Regions from separate parts of the Homo sapiens genome. Here region 2 is linked to region 1. The links are chromatin contacts, found by Hi-C or POLR2A ChIA-PET in ENCODE. All regions are on one chromosome and are shown on one strand. The core of a region is the stretch at or near the end of the contact, and the rest is flanking DNA. Distances in the headings are between cores, read along the strand shown. Region 1 holds the start of OR2A4 (olfactory receptor family 2 subfamily A member 4). Region 2 has its middle 4.4 kb from the start of MIR548H5.

Evidence for each region. A loop is a pair of places that touch in the nucleus more often than their neighbours do. ChIA-PET counts read pairs that join two places held with the same protein, here RNA polymerase II (POLR2A). Pooled maps may share reads with other maps.
Region 2: a map of HepG2 shows a loop between it and region 1 (5-fold over the local background). The contact joins the enhancer-like site here to the promoter of OR2A4 in region 1. A Hi-C loop is called at or near these places in 10 of 168 maps with a recorded cell type or tissue (Calu3, HepG2, aorta and 3 more) and 15 of 50 pooled maps. POLR2A ChIA-PET finds 5 or more read pairs at or near these places in 2 of 52 experiments (A549 and WTC11).

Annotation. Positions count from the first base shown.
Region 1 is chr6:131,698,401-131,703,426 of GRCh38, forward strand. It overlaps OR2A4 (olfactory receptor family 2 subfamily A member 4), which reads right to left and starts at 3,001. Exons shown (of 1, transcript NM_030908.2): 1 at 1,244-3,001. The coding sequence starts at 3,001. The coding sequence ends at 2,069. All of the region lies in intron 15 of ENPP3 (ectonucleotide pyrophosphatase/phosphodiesterase 3), which reads left to right. RefSeq lists enhancers at 2,101-2,686, 2,687-3,272.
Region 2 is chr6:131,784,927-131,790,605 of GRCh38, forward strand. No RefSeq gene overlaps it. Among named protein-coding and RNA genes, the nearest start is that of MIR548H5, 4.4 kb to the right of the region's middle. Within about 2 kb of position 3,590, at least 4 of the 41 ENCODE cell types and tissues checked have a DNase peak (open chromatin) inside an H3K27ac peak, as active enhancers do.

The DNA.
Region 1 (5,026 bases), core at 1,751-4,250:
TATTATCATATTTATTTGTATTTTGCTGAGTTCTTTTACTGGATGTAAGGCAGTCCAAATGTTATTTGGAAATCTCCTATCAATCAATCATGCAATTTAGATAGAAGTTAGTTCCATACAGTGTGATCTCTGACTTGCTAAGGTTTAGAATAAACTCAAAGGGCAATGTGGCACAGTTATTAAGGTTTGAGAGTATGCCCATCTGTGCTCTGACTCTACACATCCACTGCGAGAAGAAACATCCATATAACACCAAAAACACTATATGAAAATCTTGTTGCACAGTAGGCCACCCATCAATATTACAGCTTTTCTTTTTCTTTTGATGTTCCAGGTGACCTGCAGGAAATGTAGAAATCAGGAAACTGACATACAAAAGAAAAAGTTAGTAGCAAATGGAAACAACTTTATAAAAATATAATATGGTATATAGTATAAAAATTATACTACAGTATACTTTTTACTTTATAAAAAGTATACCATAAAATAGTTTTAAAACTATTTTTATACTATATAAATAGTATAAGCAGTATAAAATAGGCTGGGCAGGATGGCTCATGCCTGTAATCCTAGCACTTTGGGAGGCCGAGGCAGGTGAATCAACTGAGGTCAGGAGTTTGAGACCAGCCTGGCCAACACGGTGAAACCCTGTCTCTACTAAAAATACAAACCCTGTCTCTACTGAAAATTAGCTATGCGTGGTGGCACATGCCTGTAGTCCCAGCTACTTAGGAGGCTGAGGCAGGAGAATTGTTTCAACCCAGGAGGCAGAGGTTGCGGTGAGCCGAGATTGCACCACTGCACTCCAGCCTGGGCTATAGAGCAAGACTGTCTCAAAAAAAAAAAAAAAAAAAAAGGATAAAATAGTTTTAGGACATAGTTTTATATCTAACATGATATGACACTGAGTTATTGTGTAAAAAGTTATTTTAAAATATAAAAGTAAATTCTTTGAACTAAGACAATGAGAAATTAAATATAAATGTTTAAGACCAAACTTAAACCTAGAAAAAACATCATCTCAAAATGACATGTTTCCCATGGCATAAGAAGCTGCTACAACTTTTAAGTGTGTAGGTGGTGGATTTTGAAATCTTTCTAGATTTTTCTTTCTTGAGAAATCTGGGTTTATCTTGAAAACCCTGAATTAGAAAAATTAGATTGATTTCATTCAGCGGCAAACACAGGAAGATGTATACTGAATCATATTTCTTAAAAATCTCAAATTTAGAAGATTGTGAGGTTGAATGAGGTCATCTCCTGAAGCTTCTATAGCAGGAATGCCGATCCATGATGAAGGACAGGATTGCATTTATTTTCTTTAGATGATCTACCATTGAACAGTAGAGACAGGGTCCCTCACGGTCTGTATCCAAACAGAACCCGGATTTTTACAGACTGATCGAGGCATAATGCTCAGAACTACATCTCTTTAGAGGCTCACTTTGCAAGGAAAAAAGAAATCATTCTGCCCTAGAAGGGGGCTGTAGGAAGTATTCACAATGAGTCAATTAATATCAAGATCTCCTGTTCCAGGAAACTGTTACTAAGTATTACAAAGGAAATTTTATGTGCTCACATAAGTTTAGAAAACACTGGCTTAAAGCTGGTATAGAATTATTCTTTCCTAGAGAAATATTTACAGCATTCACTATGCTAATATGAATTGTGATCCCTAGACAGAGGCATCTGATGTGAAGTAAGTCTCAAACTTATTTGACTATAGAACTTATTTTTAAAGTCCTCTGAAGGGACCAGTGTTTTGAGGAAAACATTATGGGAGGTATGGGACTGGATCAAAAGCTAATGAGGATATTGTAAGGGGTATTGTCCTGGTGTGGAGTGGCTGCAGCACAACTTGAAGAGATCAATTTCTAGAATTTCATCCCACATCTGCTGAAATCAGTCATTTAAAGGTAGGGCAGGAGATAGCTCCATTTTAAATAAATGTCTCAGATAATTCTCATGTCCATTGAGGGCAGAGGTCCCACCAGTGCAGAGATGGGTTAAGAACCGCTCAATGATGTAACTTCCTAGGTCACTGTCAGTCACAATGCCATAATCCTTTTCATAAAGCCCTTTCTACTCCCAGCACTCTCTTCAAAGTATTCTTCACTTCTGAGTTCCTAAGACTACAGATAAGGGGATTGAGCATGGGATTAAAGAGGCTGTGAAACAGCAGGAGATATTTCTTCTGCTCCTTGGGGTTCCCATATCTGGGTCCAACATACATGATAATGGCTGTGCCATAAACGAGTCCAATCACACAGAGGTGGGAGAAGCAGGTGCGGAAGGCTTTCCTCTGAACTTCCCTTGATTGGATCTGAAGGATAGCACAGAGGATGCACATATATGAAACTACAATTGTGGACAAGGGTCCCACCAGCCCAGAAATTGCTCCGGCCAAGACCATGTTCTCATTGATGTGGGTATCTGCACAGGCAAGTTTGAGAACAGCCAAGATTTCACAAAAAAAGTGATAAATTTTCTGGGGCCTACAGAAGGGTAAAGGTAGAAGTAACACAAGATGAATCAAGGATAAAAGGACTCCAGTGGTCCAGGAAGTCACCGCGAGGGTGATGCAGACTCTCCAGGTCATGATGGCCAAATATCGGAGGGGGTGGCAGATGGCCACGTACAGATCATAGGACATCACCACCAGGAGGAGACATTCTGTGACAGCAAAAGTGGAAAACAGAAAGGTCTGCATCATGCGGCCCGCAAAGGAGATGGGCTTGGCTGGATGCAGGAGGTTCACCAGCATCCGGGGCACCGTGTTGCAGGCGTAGGCGATGTCGACGACCGCCAGGTGTGAGAGGAAGAAGTACATGGGGGCGTGCAGTCTGGAGTCCAGTGAGATGAGCCCCAGTATGGTCCCGTTCCCCAGCAGGGTGAAGACGTAGAACAGGGAGAAGAGCCCAAAGAGGAGCATCTGAATCCTTGGGCCAACGGGAAATCCCAGTAGGAGGAACTCTCTGATGGATGTTATATTGTCTCCCATATCCCTATGACAGAGGAAATCAAGTTAATGCTCATGGTTTAGGAGAAGTGTTTAAAAACAGATTCATTTTAACTTGTTCGGCACTCTTTGGTGAAGTAGAAAAGTGTTCAGACAGCTGCAGTGAGTTTTTGTGTTTTTAAATGAATGCTTCAAGACAATTTGGTAACGCTAAAATAAATGTTTAAAAAATATATGCAGGCCGGGTGCGGTAGCTCACGCCTGTAATCCCAGCACTTTGGGAGGCCGAGGCGGGCGGATTGCCTGAGCTCAGGAGTTCGAGACCAGCATTGACAACACGGTGAAACCCCATTTCTACTAAAAATACAAAAAATTAGCCCGGCGTGGCGGCGTGTACCTGTAGTCCCAGCTACTCGGGAGGCTGAGGCAGGAGAATTGCTTGATCCCAGGAGGCGGAGCTTGCAGTGAGCCGAGATCGCAACACTGCACTCCAGCCTGGGTGACAGAGCCAGACTCTGTCTCCAGAAAAAAAAAAAAAAGAAAAGAAAAAAAAAACGCGTGCACACGTATACATAGGTTTCTTTTTTATTACGTTAATTTTTTAATAAAGGCTAAAATTTAAAAATAAACATGTCACATATTAATATATCCTTTTGGTCTTTTTTTAAAAAAAATTTGGCTCAGGCCTTTCAGGGATGAATGTCACATGTCAATGTAGTACACAGTTTTTGTTTGATTCAGTGAGCTATCTCATATCCTTCAAATAAATTCTTCTTTTCCTTGGTCGTATTATTCAGAGTTTTTCTCTGTTATGTTTCAGAAACAATGAACACTAACTGATACACATGTCAAAGTCTTAAAACCACATTAAGTTTAATCTTAAAGTGGAAGGTTTAATTAAGGGCGGGCTATACTAAGGTTCGACATACCATCAGCCAAATACACCAGTGGTCATTCACCTCTTAAACTTTCCACTCTTGCACTGATCATCACCTCCACAGCATATATCTCACAAAATCTTTTCTTATCCAAGTGTAAAGACTTATTTTTTAGCCCAGAACATTATTTTTTGTTATTTACTTTCCCACAATGTTTAGATGAGCATTTATGTGAATGACTGAATAGATTTGCACTGTGTCATTATCTAAACACGAAAACAGGATCAGTAACTTTTGTTGGATTTGGGCTTACTATTGATAAACACTCTAGAATACACAGTTTTAAGCATTGTCTATGCAGGTGATTGGCAATAGTTCGATGAATTTATGAGGAATGCTGCAGAAAGAGTCTCTGAATTCTCTGATTGAACTCAGGCCTCCTTGATCCCACAATTAAAATGTTAGCATAAGCATGATATTGTCATTTTTGCTTAAATTTTATTCTCATTTTTTATGTAAAATTATATTGTCTTGGAGATAGGAAGGATGAGCAATAATCCTCCATTTAAATGTCCATAAAATTATAAATTTAATCCTGCAAAACCGACTAAAAAGTATTTCATTTGCATTGGATTTTTCCTACCACCATTCCAAGGATAAGTATTATGCTCATGTTGAAAAAATAAAATAATTTAGTTATTTATTGATTTCTTGTCATTTATTTCATGTTGTCCTGAGATTGGATCTAAACTTTGAGCTCCTAATCATTGCTCAGATTGTGTGGCCTCGTAAGATTGTGCGTAATAAGTAAACAAGCATCTGTACACTTGTTAACTTAATGAGCTTCTGTATGTGACACTTTAAGCCTTTTTAAAAATTAAGTGCTGGGCTATGCTTGGTGTCTCATGCCTGTAATCTAAGCACTTTGGGAGGCTGAGGAAGGAGGTTCGCTGGAACCCAGGCATTTGAAACCAGCCTGGGCAGCATAGAGACCTCATCTCTTTAAAAAAATTTTTAAAATAGTAATTATATGAAAAAAAAATTTTAAAGAAAAAAAGTGCTGGTCTTTTTTGTTAACGTTGAACATTTACCAGAGTCAGTTGCACACAGATATTTCTTGAACTTAAAAAAAGCTACCAGCCAAAATAACCATTAACATATTGATTGCTTTAATATATTAATATACTGA
Region 2 (5,679 bases), core at 2,340-4,839, 87 kb after region 1:
AATGTACTTGGGGTTAGGATTTCAACACATCTTTTTGGGGGACACAATTTAAACCATAACTACTGCATAGGTCATGAGGTTAAGACATGATGGAGCCCGGCATGGCAGTGAATGCCTGTCCCAGCTACATGGGAGGCTGAGGCAGAAGGATCAGTTGAGCCAGGAGTTTGAGGCCAGCCTGGGCAACATAGGGAGATCCCTGTCTCTTAAAAAAAAAGAGACATGATGGATGTTGGATGTGATAGACTGGGATAAAAGAAAAGAATTCAAGATCATGTTAAAGAACAGGAGTAGTGGAAATGCAGGTTGGCTGAAAGAATAAGTGGCTCTGGTCAGAAACTAGAGTATTGAAGTTTATATTTTCAGAGGGTAGGCAGTTCCAGGTGGATATTAGATCCAGAGTGGAGCCGTGACCTGCTGAGAAGAGTGAGCAGAAAGATTCTCAGATTTAGCAGGTAAAGGAACATCATGACCATGAACATTAGCATTGCCCATGATCATGGTAGGAGTTAGAGTATGAAGAAATTCTGTGGGCAAGATATAAGTGATATCTGTTAATAATCGGCGGTGATCAGAAGAACACAAGAGAATAATCAGGAAAGAAGGAAAGGACGATATAACCCAAGGATTTCAGGAGTATGAAAAAGGAATAGTCAACAAAGCTCTTAACAGCTTGGTCTACATCCATTTTAATGTCACATATCAGGCTTTCACCTAACGGTTTCAACAGTCACAGATGATCATTGCCCAGATCTGTTATTGCATTAGGGGTTGTAAACAGATGGTATTCCAATTCTATCACTCTTTTGTTATTTATTAGCTGAATTTTGATACAAAGAATAATAGTCTCTCATCAATTATTTGGTTATCCTGAGGTACTATTCAAATAGGAAGAATAAGATAAATGCTTTATTTATTCCATTTATGTATCAATTCTCAGAATAATGAGTTTGTTTCTTACCATATTCCAAAGGTGATAAATCAAAAAGATAAAAATTATTTTTGTTAATTTATGTATTTAAGGTGATCCAAATCAAAATACTAACATGATATTTTAATTATGTCAGTTTATTCTAAGTTCATAAGGAAAAACGAAAAGGTAAAACTTGCTAGAAACACTTCGGGAAAAGAATTATAATGAAGGAAGAGTAGATGTAGCATACATTAAATATGTTACAAGGCTGTAATAATTAAACAATGTGGTTCAGTTATGTAAATATGTCAGTAGAGAACCTCAAAATAGTCTTCAGCACAAATACAATTCAGTACATGATAAAAGAAATATATAATATTTTCCAAAGATGCTTGCAATTTTCTTTGTATGATCTGATTTTGACACTTCTCACTCCTACAAGTTAACTTTGTGTTTCATTTTCTTGACTTTGCATGGGCTTTGTGACAAATGTGGAGGTGACACTATGTGACTTTAGAGGCTAGGTCTAAATGTGGTACCTATCACTTGACTCTTGGGAGGAAGTGAACCCAGGCACCATGTTTTGAGGAAGCCCAAGCAGACACATAGAGAGACCACAAATAAGCATTGTGGCTGATAGCCCCAGCTCAGGTCTTAGGTAATAGCCTGTATCAACCAATGAGTGAGAAAGTCTTCAGATAATTCCATCCCCATCACCCCAGCCCTCAAGTATTCCCAGCTGAGGACTCCAGATATCGTGGAGTAGAGACAGCCTTACCTGCTGTGACACTTCTAAATTCCTGACCCACAGAACTTGTGAGCATAATACAATCATGTGCTGCTTAATGATGGGGATATTCAGAGAAATGGGTCTTTAGGTGATTTCATTGTTGTGCGAACATCATAGAGTGTACTTACACAAATCTAGATGGCACAACCTATTACACACCTAGGTGTGTACAAACCTATACAGCATGTTAGTGTACAGAATACTGTAGGCAACTGTAACATAATGGCAAATATTTGAGTATCCAAACTTAGAAAATGTACAGTGAAAACAGGGCATTATAATCTTCTAGGACAACTGTTGGATATGTGGTCCATCATCCACCAAAACACCATTATGTGGCATGCGACTATCTAATGGTTTTTCAGTTATGCCACTAATTTTGGGGTGGTTTGTTATGCAGCTGTGATGACTGGAACAGGTAGGAAAAAGATATTCAACAGATGGTTTTAGAAAAAATAGGTAGCTGTTTGTAAAATAAAACCCATATCTAGAATTAAAAATGACAAACAACTTAGAAGAAAGAATTTTAAGTATGACATAAAAACCTGAAACCAGAAAAGATCAATAAATGTGACTACATAAAAACAAAATATTGCATAGAAAAAATAAACACTTAGGAGCAAAAGTCATGAGTAAAATCAAAAGGCCTTGACTGTATGATGAGTCAATAAGTAAAAGCCCAGGAGCCTGGTAGAAAAATGAACAAACAAAAAGGAATGGCCAATTCCCAGAAGGGGGCAGAGCAAATCATTACATAAAGAATGTCAATCTTATTATCTGAGAAATACAAATAGACCCTTCAATGAGGTACCCTCTTTTCATCCATCAGATTGCAAAAATAAAACTTGAGCAGTATAACCATAGATTTAAAAGCACGAACCCTAAATTAAAAGCCTGCCTGCGTGACTAGTTGTGTCACCTTGGGCAAATGTATTAATCTCTATTTGCCTCAGTTTCCTCATCTATAAAGTGGTAATGAAATAATAGTACTTATCTCTTAGAGTTCTGTGAGGATTAAGTGACTTAATGTATATAAATCATTTAGAATAGCGCCTAGAAAGTAGTAGATACCAACATGTGGCTGCTATTATTGTCATCACTATATATTGAGAAGTTGTGGGGGTGGGACAGGATCTGTCATGCATTGCTTGTGGGAGAGTAAATCCATTCACCCTACGTAGAGGACTATTTGCAAGGATCTTTAGAGACTTAAAAAAGTGACCCAGCATTTTCACTTGTAAGTGTGAATCCTACAGATGTAGTCACACTGGGAAATACGGTATGTGCAAAGATATTCTCTGTAACATTCTTAGGAGTTACAAGATTGGAAACAACCTCATATCCAACTCTATACAAAGGGCATTGGTTTAAAATGTAGTTCATTGGTAAAATGGACTGTAACGAAAGGACTGGAAACCTTTTAGGTTTCTCATGAAAAGAGATGGTGATCCCTGCCTCAGGCAGAGGACTGATGGAGGCACAGCTCTCTAGGTGGTTCTGTTTTGTCAGCCCAAGTGAAGTAGTCCCAAGTGGAGACAATCTGCAATCACATAGCTCAGTGCCTAGCATATTTTAAATGTCCAATAAGTGGCAGCTGGTATGATCTTATTATTTATCATTATTTATTTTCTTGACATAATAGAGTCGCATGGCAACAAGGCTCTCTATGAGGCACCTGTGATTGTTTTTTTCAATGCCCGCTTGAATCATGATTAGCTTGAAGCCCAAATTTGCTCCGCAAAAGCAACTCCACCTCTCGCAGGGGCTGCCAGACTGGGCTGTCATCAGCAGCTGTTTCCCAGTGGGCCCTAGTCACAGCTTACTGCCAAAGAGCATACTTGAGTGAATCCTTAAAGTCCTTTTTGTCTCTGTGATTATTTCACTGTGTTTATAATACAGCAACTGCTGGAGAGCTGAGCTGCCCATTCATCTCTTGTGGCAGCCTTAACTCTGAGCTGAGGAGCTTACTGCTTCCTTGTGGACAGACTGATAACAGCCTCACATTGTGACCTACAGAGTTTCCATCCCCGTTTTCAAAGATACATAATAATTTACTAAAATAAAAACTTGCTGCCTTTTACAGTTTGTGATTCACAAGATTCAAATATCTCTATTCTGAAGAAAGTGTAAAAATAATCAAAATGCATCTTTATATTTCACTTTTTCCATTTGCACAGAACTTATTCCTATGAAATGTCTACACAAGTTCAACTTTTTATGTTTGAGGAGAAAAAACAAAAGACATTCATTTCCCTATTACAGCCCTCAATAGAATACTTGCTACTTACAGTATCTCAGAACTGAAGTTAAATCAAAACAAAAAATATCTTTACTGATTTCCTTCCTCAAAATCATTCTGTGTCTTGCTTTCTTTTCCAATCTCCTTTCAAATGTATAACTTTTAAAATTTGCTGCAACTTCCACTGTTTCAAAATATATATTTGAATTTATTTTCAAATGTATATGACTTAATTTACTGCTTCTCTCCCTAATTTTCAAATGCAAATACCCAAATCACTTTTCAAGTGTATATTTTCATTTATTAGCCCTTTGAAGTTGGTTTACTTATGAGTTCAAATGCCTTCCTCCTCTCTGATTTATAAAACTGTATCTGGCAGTGTTGAGGGACCTTGAATTATTCTCATCTATAAAAGGGAACCCATAAAATTGGTGGCTTAAGAACTGATGTATGAATAGTCTTCAGTTGGTGACTCATGGCCAATCTGTCTCATTTCCTCCTATATACACATTTTACACGACCACCAAAATTCATGTTTCAAAATTATCTAGGTCTGTGGTCTTATTTCCACTTCCTTTAGTTCTAAGCCCTACTTTTCACTCAAATCTTGGTTCAAGCATCACTTTCTCAGGGAACACTTCTTTGACCACATCCTACTCCTGCTACAGATTGGTTCAGCTACATACATCCAGTTATATGTTCTCCTTGCCCCTGGTCCTTTTTCACCAGAGTATTTATTACAACTTTTACAATTATAATTCTCTGCACTTCATTTGATTCATATCTATGTCTCTTCACTAGACTAAACTTGAGGAGCCTGATGTTCTCTTACTCTTGGGTACTGTGCCTAGAATAATGCTTGCCTCATTGTAAGAACTCTGTTAAATATTTGGTGAATAAATGAATTTTCTTAAAAAATCAATGAACAAAGAGGTGAAAAATAAATGAATGGCTAAAGTTCCCAGCACCATGGTTACCACATGGTGGCACTTAATAAAATGATAGCTATCATTATTGTTAGTTCCCATTCCTGATCAGATCAATTTGTTGAGTGTTCCAGTTTGTGGAAGATGTGATTATGCTTTCAGAAACTGGAAGTCGGCCGGGCACAGTGGCTCATGCCTGTAATCCTGGCACTTTGGGAGGCCAAGGCAGGTGGATGACCTGAGGTCAGGAGTTTGAGACCAGCCTGGCCAACCTAGTGAAACCCTGTCTTTACTAAAAATACAAAAATTAGCTGAGCATGGTGGCACATGCCTATAATCCCAGCTACTCAGGAGGCTGAGGCAGGAGAATTGCTTGAACCCAGGAGACAGAGGTTGCAGTGAGTGGAGATTGCGCCACTGCACTCCAGTACATATATACGTATATATACACATATATATGTACACATATACGTATATATACACATATATATGTACACATATATACGTATATATACACATATATATGTACACATATATACGTATATATACACATATATATGTACACATATATACGTATATATACACATATATATGTACACATATATACGTATATATACACATATATATGTACACATATATACACATATAGGTACACATATATATGTACACATACACATACACATATATGTACACACATATATGTACACATACACATATATGGACACATATATGTACACATACACATATATGGACACATATATGTACACATACACATATATGGACACACATATATGTACATGTACACATATAT